Regions from separate parts of the Homo sapiens genome. Here region 2 is linked to region 1. Evidence: chromatin loops called from intact Hi-C (ENCODE). Cell type or tissue: heart right ventricle. All regions are shown on one strand. Links, peaks and the distances in the headings refer to the core of each region. The heading gives the core; the rest is flanking DNA.

The links. A loop is a pair of places that touch in the nucleus more often than their neighbours do. Peaks named below come from ENCODE experiments on the same cell type or tissue, not always from the same donor. Only the 100,000 strongest peaks of a DNase experiment are listed, where the experiment ranks them.
Region 2: a loop joins it to region 1, with 2.3 times the contacts of the local background. A loop is called at or near these places in 2 of 110 quality-filtered maps.

The regions. Positions count from the first base shown.
Region 1 is chr5:169,869,440-169,877,776 of GRCh38, forward strand. The region is part of intron 27 of DOCK2 (dedicator of cytokinesis 2); the gene reads left to right. All of the region lies in intron 3 of INSYN2B (inhibitory synaptic factor family member 2B), which reads right to left. Among named protein-coding and RNA genes, the nearest start is that of INSYN2B, 110 kb to the right of the region's middle. In heart right ventricle, for the core only: no CTCF peak of the experiment used is centred there; a DNase peak (open chromatin) is centred at 4,437; H3K27ac peaks cover 713 bases.
Region 2 is chr5:169,798,986-169,807,322 of GRCh38, forward strand. It overlaps DOCK2 (dedicator of cytokinesis 2), which reads left to right. Exons shown (of 52, transcript NM_004946.3): 26 at 4,073-4,221. Among named protein-coding and RNA genes, the nearest start is that of DOCK2, 170 kb to the left of the region's middle. RefSeq lists enhancers at 6,336-6,385, 6,516-6,565. In heart right ventricle, for the core only: no CTCF peak of the experiment used is centred there; DNase peaks (open chromatin) are centred at 4,156 and 4,944; H3K27ac peaks cover 755 bases; H3K27me3 peaks cover 451 bases.

The DNA of each region.
Region 1 (8,337 bases), core at 94-8,093:
TTAGGCCAAAGCAATTTATTAACATAAAGGAAAATTGCCACTTTTCTTTTTATTCATCCGTTTGACACACTACAGTTTGGAAGGGAGGAGAGGGAGTATATTTTGCTTTGGTGGCAGCTGCCTTATAAATGGGGAGGGACAGAGCCCTCTCATCTGCTTTTTATCTTGAGGCTGGGTAGAAAAGAGAAGATGCATTTCTACTTCTTACTTAGCTACTACACCATGCTTAGCAACCCCTTGCAAAAAGGAGTAAGTTGCCAACTTGGTGAAAATTGAAGTTAATTCTTAGCAGAGCGTTGTTTGCAGACAGTGGGAGAGACTCTCTGCTTTGGGTTTCAGCCCAAGGATCCAAATAGCACACCAATAACTTTTCTGACCTCACCTCGCTTTCACTGCTTCCACCTACTCTCTGTACCCTCCCATCCTTACCATCTTCCACCATCCATATTTCACATATGCTGTATATTCCATGCAGGATCGTAAGAAGGAAGATAGGTGCAGAGTGCTGAGTTTGCAGAACCCTGGCTTACAGTGGAGGGCAAATAGTAGTTAAGAAATTGTTACAATGCAAAATTCCGGACACGAGCCCTTGAGATAGTCCAGGGCATTCATGGTATGTGAGTTGGTCTTCCTGAGGATGCATGGGACATGGGACCTGTGGTTTAGGGATGCTCAGTTAACTGCCTGAGGTGCCTTAGAGCCCTTCACATCCAAGGAGATGTCTGAACACGGAGCCACGTTGCATTTAGAGAGTGAGCTATGTGTAAACCAGAAATGGTAAGAACTTTCAGGTTTCCCTCTTGGGGGTACCTCACTAATCTGGCTTACAGATCAGTGCTCCAGCCATCATGCTCGCTGAAAAGCAGAAAGATGTTTTTCTAGGTAATTGGAAGCAGCAAGAGCCCCAAGTCATGACTTGGCTGGAAGAAGAAACAGTGAGTAACAAATAGCAAAAAATAGATAAGCTCATGAGCAAACAACAGAGCGAGGTTCTGGATGCAGGATCTTGGCTGGGTAAACTGAAGTTGGGTGAGCCAAAAGGAGATAAAAATTGATGTAGAAAGAAATAACAGAAGCCTCTCAGTTGTATATAACTTTTGAATTTGCAAAGTATTTTAGATCTGTGGGTTTTTTTCTTCTTTTTTTAATTTTTTGATTTTTTAAAATTTTATTATTATTATACTTTAAGTTTTAGGGTACATGTGCACAATGTGCAGGTTTGTTACACATGTAAACATGTGCCATGTTGGTATGCTGCACCCATTAACTCATCATTTAGCATTAGGTCTGTGTTTTTATTTTATCCTCATGATAGCCCAGGAAGATAGGAAGGTTGTTGCCCATTTAAACAGACAAGCAAGTTGGCAAAGGGAAGTCATACTGTAAGTTACAAGCAGAATCTAAACCCTATGTCTTAGTCTGCTTGGGTTGCTATAACAAAATACTACAGACTGGGTGGCTTATACATACATACATACACTTTATTTCTCACAGTTCTGGAGGTGGGAAGTTGAAAATCAAAGTGCTGTTAGTTGGGTGTCTGGTAAGGGCCCTCTTCCTGGTCTACAGACAGCTGTATTCCCTTGCTGTGTCCTCACGTGGCAGAAAGGGGAGAGGGACCTCTCTGAGTTCTCTTTATAAGGGCACTAATCCCATTCACGAGGACTCCAAGTTCATGACCTAATCACCTTCCAAAGTTTCTACCTCCAAATATCATCACATGGGGCATTAGGAATTAATCTGAATTTGAAGGGTACACAAACATTCAGTCTATTCACCTAGTTTCCTGATACCTAGTCCTTTGATTTTTCTGCTTAAAGAAGGACCAAATGTTTTAGCCATGGACCTAACTCTTTCCAGCATTTTATTCTAAGGAGAAGAAACAAAAAGAGAGTACCTGGGCCACATTAGATTAGGATACATGGTAATTTAAATGGGCAAAAATAATAATTATGATAAAAAGAATGATGGTCATTTATGGAATGAAATCTATGTGCTAGACACTATGCTACAAGTTTACACTCCTTCTCTCATGAATTCTCACAATCCCATGGGATAAATAATATTACCTTCATTTTATAAATGAGAAAACTGAGGCAAAGAGAGGTTAAATATTCTGCCAAGGGCATGTAAATATAAGTGACAGAGTCAGAATCCGAACCCTGACAGTCTAGCCCCAAAGCTTCTACACTAAGATGCACTGGACTGAAATAACATAGTAATCTGCATCTGTATGAAATTCTGATTGCAAAATATGTAGGGTGGTGGGGGTGGAGGTGGTGGCCAAGGCCTGGTGCTCCTGGATGACCTCACAGTCCCCTGTGGAACCAGACCTAAACTAGGGCTGGGGTGCATGGGGGACGCTTTATGGACCAGCTGACCAGTCCACCTTGGAATACTCTTTCTCAATTTCAGGGCAGCCTTGAAAGGGAGGCTGCATACCCAAAAAAGGTGCTCTCCTTCTAAGGAGGCAGCCTATTGAAGATAATATCTGGGGTCAGCAATCTTGGGTCTGGTATAGCCTGCTGATGTCTCCAGTGAGCCATTTTGCACTTCCTTCTCAGCAGTGGGTCCTGCTCTTTTATAAACAGGCATGCCAACAAGCCACTGCCATCAACTACACTCTAAGCAAGTTGGCCGAGAAGTGAATGATTCATGGCGTCTCCCTGAAGACAAACCATCTTCCAAATTCCCCTCCACTTCTTCTTCATCTCTTGTTGGAACATTTCTGTGGTCCCTGTTTCTACAGAACCCAGGTGCACCACTGATTTACTGACCTCCTGCAACTTTCTCTTTTAAAGAATTAGCTGTAAGAATCAATGGATGCAGCGAGAGTAGTTTGGTTCTCGTCCATTTGGATAAATCATGACACTTTGGAAGGCATCTCTGGGGAAGAATTACAGTCTCGGATCACAGGAACTTTAGTTTGTATGTTTTTCTCTCCCCAGCCTGGAAGGGATATTGTTCCTAAAACTTTCTCCTAATGACAAGTTTGCTCATTTTTTATAGGGTTTAATTTTGTGCTTCACAACTTGCAGCTATTTCAAATTGGCAAGTCTACCCCTTCTCCTAGGGCATCTATCTGCTGTTGGGTCTTCAGAAAATCACAGGTTCTCTTCTTGGCATGTATATAAATGGGATCAAGCTGCAGAAATCTCTGCTGATAGCTATATCTGAAAGAAATCTGTGTTTTGGGTTCTGTGACTCTGTGCCAGTAAGATCTGCATGTGAAACCCTCAGAAAGGGTAGATCATCTCCGAGAAAGTTAACACACTTATTCACTGACGATGCAAGGTCACAAGGAAAGAGGGGAAGGGACAGGAAAGTCTTCTGAAAGTAGGACCTAGTTTTGAGCCCTGGCTCCCTGGGATCTTGGGCAGATCACTTAACCTCTCTGAGCCTCAGTTTCCTCATCTGTAAAATGGGAATGTTAATCCTATCCACATTTTAGGATGGTTAGGAGTCTGGAATGAAACGATAGACATATAGTGTTGGGCAAAATGCCTAGTGCAGTGGCTGATTCAACAAATGGTAATGATTATTACACTAACTTGATGGAGAAATAAAGATCGGATCACTCTGTGATCACCTGTGGCCTCTGTGCCAGCAGCCACTCATTTGTTATTCCTCTGAAATATTCAACTCGTGTAATTTTATATTTATGGCATGTGTCAGCCTCTTTTGCTATTAATGCATTAAAATAGGTTTCATTTTTTATTACAGATAAATTGCTGATGCTGTAAATCCTACTTCTTTTCCTTTACACTCTAGGGAGAAAAAGAAAGGGGTAAAGCCATTCAAGAGAATCAGGGAATAGAGAAAAATGTCTTGGGAATCTCCTGTTGGGACTCAGAGAAATTTTACCTTTTACATTTTACATGTACCCCAAACTTCATAGCTGTTTCCCAAAGAGACATTTAAGCTGTGTTTGCTATTGGTTGTTTTGGAGATGCTCGAGGGCATTGCTATGACGTTCACGGCCCAGCATTTGAAATAGTGTGGCTCAGTCCATATTGGAATTTGATGAGAGCTGCAAATGCATCTGTGATTACTAGAATAACAGATATGCTGTGTGCCTTTATCATTATTTTTTACTGTGGACTTCATTGCTGGCCAGAGGGAGGACTGTGGCTGGAAGACAAGGTTCTCAAGAGTTCACCTGGCTCCACGCTGGGACACTGTCATAAGCAGATGAAAGGAAAATACTAAACAATTTAAGTGAAAAGTTGGCTGCTAAACCCATAGGACTGAGTGCATATTGCATTTCTAGAGAAATGCCTTTTTCTCTGGTTAGGTAATAGCTTTGAGTGGCAGGCAAGGCCAGAGCTCAGTGGCCAAATCGCTTAACCAAGAAGGAAACTCCCAGAAGCACTCTCAGACCTCCAACCGTGTGACCTCAAGCGGCTCACACAGCTCTCTGGAGCCTCTCTCTCCTCAGTGATGTGAAGCCCTTGCTTTTCTCTTGCAGGGTGCACAGCTGTGAGGCTTTGGCCTGCATTCCAGGGAGCCTCCTTGTCATACTCTGAATATGAAAACTGTGAGGGGGACGTGCTAGGAACGAGAATGCTGGTTGCTAGATACAAAGGGAGGCTCTTGCAGAGAATCTCCTTTACAGAATCCATAAGTTCTTCTCTGTCTGGTCCAGAAGAATTTATGAGTGGATGCATCAATAATGATTAAAATAAAAAAGCGGCCGGGTGTGGTGGCTCATGCCTGTAATCCCAACACTTTGGGAGGCCAAGGTCAGTGGATCACTTGAGGTCAGGGGTTCAAGACCAGCCTGGCCAACATGGTGAAACCCCGTCTCTACTAATAATACAAAAATTAGCTGGGTGTGGTGGCGGGCACCTATAATCCCAGCTACTCAGGAGGCTGAGGCAGAAAAATCGCTTAAACCTGGGAGGCAGAGGTTGCAGTGAGCCGAGATTGTGCAACTGCACTCCAGCCTAGGCGACAGTGAGACTCTGTCTCAAAAAAAAAAAAAAAAAAAAAAGCAATTGGTGGTCTGTGGAGTTTGAGAAAATGGAAAATGAGCGGGTGGTGGTGGCAGATTCTGCGTGGCATTTAGCTTCATGCATGGTCCTTGGTTCCCAAGCAAGGGGTGACCATACCCCTATCCTGAAGTGGGAATGTAGTGGTAATGGTCAGCATTTGGACACCCACCTTTTACACGTGTCTGCTGTTGACCCTCTAGGGCCCACCAGAGGGCCGTTCTTAGCGTTTGGTCCCTTGGCCAGGGAGCAGAATTAGGCTTTAATTACTCTCAACCTTTGTTGGAGGAAAAATGTCAGCCTGGATTGCCAATCAGTTTCTGATCTCAGATGAGGCCTGAGGGACTGAGAGAGGTGGGAGGAAGGAACGGTTACAGCTGAATCTCCCAAGTATTGCATAATGTAAGCCTGGGCCCCAGAAAGGCCTGAGAGGGACTCCTTTTCTCTTCTCATTGGAAACAGGAGGCATCAGAAGATATGCCTGCTCCATGAGTAATCCTCTCCTCTCTCTTCCTTCCCTCGCCCTTGCCTCCATTCTCACCTTTACCCAACATATATAATTAGGTCTATATATGATCATCTAACCCTAAAATCAAAGCCAAGCAGAAAGGTAATTCATCTTTCCAAAGATGTAGTAAGAACTAAAGCTACTCTCTGGGCTATTTTACAAGCAAGTATTTTTTATTCATGGGCTGGTTGTCACAAAACTTTCTAGTAAATCAAGTATCTTCTTTCAAGACCCTGATTTTTTACCTAAAAAAATCCTTCTGCTTTATTTGAACCAACCATTCCCAGGGAGCTTGCTGCAACTGCGGATTCCCATCCTCCACCCCACACTCTCTGATTCAGTGGCTTTGGGGCTGAAACCCAGCAACAAGTTTCCATAGACACCCAGGAGGTTCCGATGCAGATGGTCCACGACCACGCTTTGGGAGCACTGTCTAGGGCCTACATCTTCAATGTAAACCCTCACGATGCCCTTGGCTGAGTGGAACTCAGTGACAATCGAACATTCCACTGAGACCTAATATCCTTCAGATGAGTCTGGCATCTGGAAGGCAGCATGCTGTGGAATCTGGCTTGTTGGAAGACAGAACTGTGTTCTGCTGTGGCCGTTGCAATTACTATTTCCAGAATAATTGTGCAAGTGCCTCGCCTCTCTCAGCTTCAATTGCCTAATCTGAATGTTGAGCAAGTGCCTGACCCTTCCTGAGCAACAGTTCCTTCATCTGTAACATGGGGGTACTTTAATCAATCTCATCATTGTGAGGATTAAGTGTGAAAACAAAAGGTACTTCAAGTGATCAGTAAATAATGGATCCTCGGTAAGTGGTAGCTCTCTTCTTTCTTTCCCTTAAGTTTCAGCCCAACAGATCTCTTTCGTCAGCTGTTATCATTGTAAAAATCATCAGTTAAAGGCAAATAAACTGGCCTCCAATTATGAGGATTTATTCTGAGTGTACTTATGTCCCTTTGTTGAAATTACCACAAATTTAATGGCTTAAAACAACATAGATTTTACTCTTACAGTTCTGGAGGGCAGAAGTCCTCCAGAGCTGTAAATCAGAGTGTCAGCAGAGCTGTGCTCTTTCTGGAGGCTCTAGGAGAGAAAACATCCCTTGCCTTCTCTCACTTTTGGGGTCTGCCATGCCTCCTGGCTTGTGACCACGGCACTCTGACCTTTGCCTCTGGCGTCACATCTCCTTCTCTGACTCTGATCCTCTGGCCTCCCTCTTTCTCTGCGGCCCTTGTGATTACACTGGGCCCACCAGACAACCCACCCTGCTCTCCTCCTTTGAAGTCCTTCACTTCATTTCATCTGCAAAGTCCCTTTTGCCAAATAAGGTCACATATGCAGAGGGTCTGTAGGATGTGGACACCTTAGGCATTATTTTGCCTACAAGCCTGGGTTTTGATATTTAGCATTAGACATTTAGCAAGAGAACCTGAAGATCTGATGTTCTAACTCATTCTCCCAAAGAGATCACTGGGACAATTCAGACACCAGAGAAGGGAGATATTTTCACCTGGAGGGAGTTTTGTGGTTCCCCACAGTCAAACTTTGCCTTTCCCACTACAGTCAGGACAGAAGTCCTGGGCAATAATGTCTGATGGCCTGGAAGAACAAGGGTTTCAATGTCCTATGAAAGTGCAGCAAGCTCTCTGAGTCATCAAAGAAAGGTTCTCTCTTGTTGAAAGTATGTGGCATTCCAGTTATTTTGAAACTGGCAACCTACGGGCTTACATTCAGCTTAAAAAGACCCATTGAGAACCAGTTACATAGAAGCCCTCCTTCCTAATAAGAATATTTGCTTAATCCTTCATTTCCTCACCCAGGAGTGGTGGTGTACACTAATAGTAACAATGACTTTACTTCTGGACAATTTAAACAGCTGTCTCAAGTCCACTACTGGTTTTCCTTCCTCTCCTAGTTAATAGAGTCATTTCTTTCTTTAATAAGAACCTACTGAGCACCAAGTATGTATGAGACACTGATCCATGACTTTGAGAGACTAGCCATTTGCTGAAGGAAAGAAACTTATAAACACCATATTACAATGCAATAGGATCAGTGACCTAGCAGATGAGGGCTCATGGCATGGGGGTCCTTCTGGGGAAGGATTGGATTGTGAGGTTGTCCAGATAACTGACATTTAAGCTGCAAGACTAAGAAATATCCACACAAAGCAGGGCAGAAAAGACGTCCCAGGAAAGCAAAGGAACTTATGTAAAGGCACAGAGGAATGACAGAACCACCAGCTGAGCACCTAGTTCCCCATGGCTGGAGAGGAGCCACAGACTACCTGAATCAGGACAAGATTGTTTAGCGGGGGAGTGACATGGTCAGATTCTATTTTTCAGGTGCAAGTTAGCAATCTGCATGGAGGATTACTTGAGATAAGGGAAAAGAGACCTGTGTCAAAAAGGTCAATTCACGTTCAAGTGACAAATGATGAGAGCCTTTTCTGAACCTGCGGCAGAGGAATTGGAGTGAAGGGGTTGGATTGAGCAGTTGGAATCAGTAGCTTATTTGGCATATGAAGAGAAAGTCAAGAGGGATTGTGATATCTTTATGGAGTTGCCTCTTGGTCAATGGTGTTGAACAAAGTAAATATGGGAAGAAAATTAATTTTGTGGTGAAATAGGTGTGTTTGGGGATATGACAAATTTGAGTTGCCTTGGGATATGAAGTGGAAATGTCTGCATGTAGTTGCTTGAAAATTTTAGATAGATAGATAGATAGATTGATATAGATATCAGATAAAAGGTAGCAGAAAGTGGTGCCACAGAAATAAAGTCCATGAGTGCAGTTGAAGTGATGGGAAGAAACTAAGGATAAGACGAG
Region 2 (8,337 bases), core at 24-8,023, 71 kb before region 1:
TGTTTCTTACTACCTTGCTTCAAGAGTTTATCAAATCTTTAGCTTCAGCAGAATCCAAATACGTTATGTCAGAAGCTGGGAATCTAGGGGACAACCTGCGCACTCTTATACTCATTGTCATCACCTGGATTGTCATCACCATGGCATCTTCACTGCAGTGACACAGATTTCCTGAAGGCACATCTTTTGGTGACTCCCTTTTACCCAGAGGACTGTGGAAAAACAAGACTTTCTGTTGTATTTTAAATCTCCTTTTTTAGAATCTCTTATTTTACTTTTCAAAGAGGAAGACTTTACCACTTTATCTAACTTAGTAAGATAATGCACAATTTTTATCTTCTGGTTGGGCTTAATTATCACATCAATGAAGGCATAATTGGGAAGCTAAGTATCATTAAGTTAGGGAAGTTATTCGTATCCCAATGACAAAGCATTTACCACTTCAGATGAACTCACCTGGTTTTTCTACAACAAGAATTTCAACACCTAATTTCCCTCTAGCAAACAAAAGATTGCAAAATTACAAGTTCACATCCTTTTGAAGATAACTTTTAGCCAGGCAAAAGAAAAAAGAGAAGATAACTTTTAAAATAAACTTTTTAATGAATATTGTAAGACATTTTTTTACCCTGCTTAATAAATACATCTGGATGAAAATCTCAACTTTATGATGGCAAGATATGGACTAAATATTTAACTTAAGTAATAGGGTAATTGATAAAGTAATAGATATATTTTCTCCAACTTTCTTCCTTATCTTTCTAAACAAAGGGTAGTGGCTAATCAATGTATTGTACTCTCAAAAGTCCTTAGGCCAACGAGTTGGTTTTTTTTTCTTTTGAGACAGGGTCTCACTCTGTCGCCCAGGCTGGTGTGTAGCGGTGTGATCATGGCTAACTGCAGCCTTTACTTCCTGGGCTCTGATCTTCTCACTTCAGCCTCCTGAGTAGCTGGGACTACAGGCATCCATCACTATGCCCAGCTAATTTTTAAATTTTTGGTAGAGATGGGGTCTTCCTATGTTGCCCAGGCTGGTCTTGAACTCCTGGGCTCAAGTTATCCTACTGCCTCCACCTCCCAAAGTGCTGCAATTATAGGAGTGAGCTACCATGCTCAGCCCCAACAATATCTTCAGTCCAAATTTCTCATAAAGTGTCATTAAAGCTGTGGCCTATGATTCTATCTACAATTTTAAGCAAAGCAGAATCAAAATTTTTGTCATCTATAATTTTCTGTTTCCATAGAACTGACACTTCCATTGCAATTAAGAACACTTCTTTTAAGTGTTATCTTTCATTATTCTCCTTCCAAGAGAATATAACCCTAGATTTATATTCTCTAAACCACCAGTGTTCCCTAAATCCTCACTCTTCCTATTGCAATATTATCCACTTGTCACGGACTGTCTCAAATGCCACCTCCTCCATTCATTCAGCCAAGATTTACTGACTCACTGCTATGAACCAGGTACTGTATCAGGCACTTGAATATTAGTTCAGCTCTCATGGAGCTTAATCTTTAGTGGGATGAATGGACATTAATTACGTTTATTGGAATTTAATTAAAAACTGAGATTTGGCTCTGAGAGAAGGGATATACTCTTATTAGATCCTATAAAGTCTTCTATGAACCTTCTGACCAGAGCTCATGAGAGGGCTTCTGAAGCATTCAATTTGTTTTGTGACTCTGTAAATTGGGACTCTTTGGTTTCAAGCAACAGAATCCTACTCTGGTAAATTTAAGTAAAAACAAATGTATTTAGAAGAAAGGGAATAATCCATAGAATCAGAGGAAATGCTGAGGAACTAGTTATCGGAGAGGAGAGACTCAGAATCTTGGAGGGAGAGGGGACTCAGCATGTGCCCCTGGGCAGCCTCCTTGGGGCACTTCTGGGATGAAAGCGGAGCCTGAGAGACTACATATTTCTTTTTTCTTTTTCTTTTTTCTTTTCTTTCTTTCTTTTTTTTTTTTTTTTTTTTTTTTTTTTTGAGATGGAGTCTAGCTCTGTTGCCCAGGCTGGAGTGCAGTTGTGTGACCTTGGCTCACTGCAATTTCTGCCTCCCTGGTTTAAGCTTCTGCCTGGCTTAAGCTATTCTCCTGCCTCAGCCTCCTGAGTCGCTGGGATTACAGGTGCCTGCCACCATGCCCAGATAGTTTTGGGTTTTTTTTTTTTTTTTTTTTTTTTTTTTTTTTTTTAGTAGACTTGGGGTTTCACCATATTGGCCAGGCTGGTCTGACACTCCTGACCTCAAGTGATCCACCTGCCTTAGCCTCCCAAAGTGCTGAGATTACAGGCGTAGGCCACCATGCCCAGCCAAGACTGCACATTTCATGTAGTGCTTAAGAGCACAGTCTCTGCAGTCGGGCTGGATTTACCACTTACTAGCTGTGTACACATGACAAGTCCCTTTGTTTCCTCATCAGCAAAACGGGGAAATAATAGTGTCTACCTCCCTTAGTCACTAGGAGAATTTACTGAGATGATTCATGCACGACACTTGCAACAGTGCCTAGCACATTGTAAGCACTCAAAATACTGTGTATTAGTACCGTTGGCAGTTATCATTATGAACGTTCCCTCAAGATTCAGATTTCAGGAGGCCATCCTAATTGGGGCCAGGTGTCCAGCCCTTCTCCAGGGGAAGGCAGGGAGCCTATGACAGCTTCTCAGGATTATAGCCCATGACAGTATGACTCCCCCACGTACAGTCAGGGTGCTGTGCCAGAAGGAGTGGGTGTAGCTCTTGGGCTGACAGAATAAGAGATGTCCTCTACCTCTTCTGACCTTTGTCTTATTCTAATTTCTGCCATTGTTCATTGGTTTTGCTTTTTTTTTTTTTTTCCTGTAATCACCTCTGTCAGTTTTTAAGTACCTAATGGGCAGAACCACATCTTATCTCTGTACCTTGATAAGGAGAGTATCTTCACATTAAAGATGTCCAACATCTATTTGTTAGATTTAAAATGATATCCTGGTGTGTATGATTCATATTGCAGCTCAAGCAGCATCTGAGTCGGGGCAGCTTGACACATGTTTGGATTTTTTTTTTTTCCTCAAGGTTTTCTGTTTTCAAGGGAAATATGGAGACAAAGCTGCGAAGGGCTTCAGAACCTTCCAGAAATTTCCCTGAAACAGCAATGTCAAGAGACATACCCTTCTCTGCAAAAGTTTTAATTTCTTTCTTTCTTTTTTTGAGATGCAGTCTCACTCTGTTACCCAGGCTGGAGTGCAGTGGCACCATCTCAGCTCACTGCAACCTCCATTTCCTGGGTTCAAGTGATTCTCCTGCCTCAGCCTCCCAAAGAGCTGGGATTACAGGCGCATGTCACCATGCCCAACTAATTTTAGTATTTCTAGTAGAGACAGGTTTTCGCCACGTTGGCCATGCTGGTAAATGAAAGCAATGTGCAGAAGGATGCAAGTGGAAGGTTGTTCATTTTGTACTGTCTGTACCAGAGAAGAATGTTCAGTAGTACAGGTATGGCTGAATAGAAAAATACATCCATGATAAGGAGTACTATAAAACAGTTAAAAATAACTAAGTTGGTCCCTAAATGTGATAATACAGAAAGTGCTCCAAGAAATATTAGTGAGTGAAAAAAAATCAAGGTTCAGAGTAATATATACATCATGGTCCCCTTGTATAAAATGGAAACAAAGCCAAAATAACTATATGTTTTATACTGATAAACACATAAGTAAAATTGTATAAAAGGGTCTTGGAAGTTTATAGTGACAGTAATAGACTTAAATGAAATGCAAAGTTAAAATAACACTAGATATTTCATATGGCACATTTTTATATGTATGTGTATATATAAAATATATAGAACATACTAGAATATACAGAATAAAATAACTGGTTGCCTCTGGGTAGGAAGGGTTAGAAAAGGGACTAGAATTGTGAATGATGTTCTCAGGAAATCTTAACCTAATCTTTAATATTTTAATTTTTTACAAGGAGAATGTCTTCATGAACTATTTATTTAATGAAACATTGTATGCATATATGAAAGAAAAGAAACTAAAAAATGAGGAATTCTACACTACTCTGAACTGTCTTTATTCCAGAATGCCGGGACATTCTGCTTCCTGTCATCACCAAAGAGCTGAAGGAGCTGCTGGAGCAGAAGGATGACATGCAACACCAGGTCCTGGAGAGGAAGTACTGCGTTGAATTGCTCAACAGCATCTTGGAAGTCCTTAGCTACCAGGATGCGGTGAGTCCTCCTGATGATGTAGATATCCTGGACTCAGACTAGGGCTAAGTTGATTACATTGTGAAATATTGATACTGATGGATAGCAGCTGGAGTCTAAAGATAAAAGTCAACGGCTTGCTCAGCAGGCCTACTTTTCCTGTGACTAACCCCCATTGCTGTGAAGGATGGCTAGGGGACTGGAGTTAATCATGTTAGCATTTTGTCTCTGTGTGTCTTGTTGGCCAGGCTTTCTCAGAATGTGGGTATAGACATTATTGCAGCCTTTTAAGATGGCTTGTCCACGTACTCACGCCCTAGTTTGCAGGGGTGGGAGGAGGAGTTTCCTATGCCTAGACAGCAAGAAAACTCTCGTGTCTGCTTTCTTAGCTGATTTACTTCGGTTTTGTTTCTTCAGTTACCTTCTGAAATGACAAAAATGATTAAGCCTCTTCCTGGATGAGCAGATTGCTGGGGCTCAGATTCCAGAGATAGGGTGTGGAGTAGGATGGTGGTAGGGAGATGCCTGTGGCCGTGAAGTTACTGTGTATTTTGTAGACGTCATTCAGAGATTAGCTGGGGACGGAAACCAAAGGAAAGTCTCAGTGGGAGTAAGTGGAGGGCTTCCAAAGGGCTGAATCTGCAGAAGATAAGCCAGATGGGGTGGTGAAGACTGAGAGGTAGTGATTAGACCCAGGCCTGGAATTCTTAAGCATTGGAAGATGGAAGGAGGGTGCTGGATCTGACCCAGGTTCCTCTGGCAGCTCCTCTTTGTCCTTGAGTAATGTCCAGGAGGTATTCAGTCCTTAGATGGGACTGGCTTCAGAGGACTACATAGACCCAAACAACCAATACATTTTTTTCTAAGCATTTGTGTGAGCATTGCCCCTTTCTCTCTCCTCCCTAGAACATCCTCAGAGAAGAGCTTTCTGAATGAACTGTGTCTATTATTGACTGTAATTCGAAAACTCTGCAGAGCAATGTTCCTTTACTGGTCAGATCCATAGTCAACCATTATGATCAATTTCCTTGCATACTGTCTTCTCCTGTCTCTTCCTTTCTACACTTACCATCCCAATTAAGCCGCTTCTTGTCTTATTACTACATATGCATAGCTTGCTTCATTCATTCATGCAGAAATATTAATACATATGACATACCCGGTGTGCGCTAGGCACTGGGAACAAGAAAACCTATCCCCAATATATAACGACTAAAATCTAGATGCATATTTGGGGTACAAGAGCTACAAAGTGTGTGTGTGTGTGTGTGTGTGTGTGTGTGTGTGTGTGTGTGTGTGTGCGCGCGCGCGTGCGCGTAAGCATTTTTGTCAAGGAAGCCTACACAAAGGAGGTGAAGCTTCAGCTAGTGTTCAGTGGTGAATAATTAATGATCATATCTCTATTTGTTGGTTTCTAGGCACTGTGCTAAATGCAATCTGCGCATTCTCTCTGCTCACCCTGATCCTAGATACTAAGGCTTATTATTCCCATTTTAGAGATGAAAAACCTGAAATTCATAGACTTCATTAGCATTCAAGGCCAAATAAATAGAGCAAATAAATGTCAGGGTCAAAATTCAAACACAGGTCAGTCTGATTCAGACTCTGTGTAATCACAGGCATAGGGGATACAAAGGCATGGTCTTTTTCTTTCTACTCCTACCTCATTTAATGGAAAGACAGTATAATAACCAAAAGCTTAGATATTCTAGATTCATTCAGATGATGATGTTAGGGTGATGATGTTTCTATAAGGACATTCAGTAGCCAGCTGTTGAGCTGGTTCCAGTCTTAGCTATTTGATCTTTTTAAAAATTGTTTTTTTAAAGGGAGATTTCAGTCTTACTCATAGTGTAGAAACATGAGGGTTTGTCTATTATTTCTGTGGTAACATCCTATATAATGTTGCCTCAGCCAGGGAGGTTGATCATGCCTGTGATCCCAGCATTTTGGGTAGCCCAGGGAGGAGGATTACTTGAGGCCAGGAGTTTGAGACCAGCCTGGGCAACATTGCAAGACCTCTGTCTCTACAAAAAAAAAAAAAAAAAGGAAAGAAAAGAAAAGAAATTTGCCGGGTGTGGTGGCATGTACCTATAGTCCTAGCTGCTTGAGAGGCTGAGGTGAGGGGATTCCTTGAGCCCAGGAGTTCAAGGTTTCCATGAGCTATGATCTTGCCACTGCACTTCAGCCCAGGTGACAGAACAGACCCTGACTCTCTGTCTTAAAAAAAAATTTGCCTCTTTCTGTTGAAAAGCCAATCCACAGTGTTTTTTACATTTTAGTAATGCTCAGATCCCTTTAAATGGGGAAAAAAATGTGGGTCCTTGGGAATATGCCAGTGGCCCCCAGTTTGGGGGATCCAGTTATAATGTGCTAATTGTCAAGTTCCTGGTTTGGTGGAAAGATGGCCCCAGTTCACAGTTATTTGTGAAGTAGGATGCTGAGGCTCTGCCCATCCCAGGGGAGTGGCCCCCTAGAGCTCTACCCTGACAGGCTGTCACCCTTTTGCACATTCCCTGACATCAGACACTGGTGAGAAGAGGCTGCTTGCTGTCTTACACACCCTCGATACTTAGGGCTTCAAAGCCAAGAAGTGAGTGGGAGGCTCTGAGCTCCCCGTGGGGGATTGTGGCATCTGGACTTGAGGTGTGTGGGAGGTGCGTGTCACTCTTTACCGCCTCTGAGTGCAGTGCTCTTATAATGAATTCTGACTGTGGGGACTAACCCACCCCTTTCTCCGGGTGAGCAACTGTCTTTGCTGGATGAGTTATTAAATACTGTTATCACCATTGAATTTGGTAGAAATTTTGATGCTTTTGGTGAGCTTCACATCTCACCTCTCCTGCTCATGAAGATGGAAATCTCTCTTCTTTTCTCAAAAGCTTCTTCAATGAATAGGAGGCATTCAGTAGCCATGATTACTTTGAGCTAAACTGAAAATGAGAGGCCCAAAAGTACCTAAATTTCTCATGTTCTAATATATAGCGGCTCTCAACATTGCCTCATTGCCTGCATAGTCATATCACCTCGAGAGTTTTTTTTTTTTTTTTTTTGAGCCAGGTTTCTGCTTCTGCCTCCTGAGTAGATACAACTATAGGTACCAGCCACCACACTTGGTTAATTAGTTAATTAATTAATTAATTTGTAGAGATGGGGTTTCACTATATTGCCCAGGCTGGTCTCAAACCCCTGGCCTCAAGTGATCCTCCTGCCTTGGCCTCCCAAAGTGCTGGGATTACAAGCCACCCGGGGAGCTTTTTAAAAGTCAAACTAGCAGGAGTCAGCCAAATGGGTAGGAAGATGGGGTGGGTCCCCGGTGAAACCCCATCTCCAAGCCGAAGAGTTTAAAACCTGAAAGTCAAGCTGTATGTTAAATCCTCAGACTGGATTGAGAACTTGTCCTACCATTTGGCACACTTTCCTCTGATTGATCCCCACCCTTCGCTTATTTTACATAAACTTACCTTTTCCTAATTGGTTTTCTACACTGTCATGCCCACCTTTGAGTGGTGTCTTCCCTTTAACCTTTTTTTGCGTACTAACAAACAAATCGGCAGTCCCCATTCTGAGTCTATAAAAGGCCCCAGACCCAGTCACACAAGGTGTGGGGAGGGACGGGGAGGGGACAACTTTCCAATCTTGGGGTAGGGGAACCAGTGCCCCACCTCCACCCCCCACCATCCCCCCGCCCCCCCACTGAAAGCCGTTTTCACTGCTCAAGAAAATTATTCTCCGCCCTCCTCACCCTTCAATGCCCCACGTATCCTCATTCTTCTTGGGTGCGGCACAAGAGATCCGGAACCGCTGAATATGGGTACAAGCTATAACATAGTTGGTGAGCTGGATGGGCTGAGTGAGACCTGGGCAGGGCGTCACTGGCTGGGGGTCCCCGGCTTGCAAAGCGACTGAGAAGAAAAATCTTGCATCAAAAGCAGTAATACCTAGGCCCCTGTCCCAAGTATTCTGACTGAATTGGTCTGGGGTGGGTGGGGCACTGCAATGAAAAGGTGATGATTACCAGGTGATGCTAACTGTCAGCCAGCATGAAGAGCCACAGGTGTTGAGCAGGTCTCAAACCTGAGCAGGCACCCCCAGTAACCTGGAGGAGCTGTTAAAACACGTTTCTGATCATTAGTC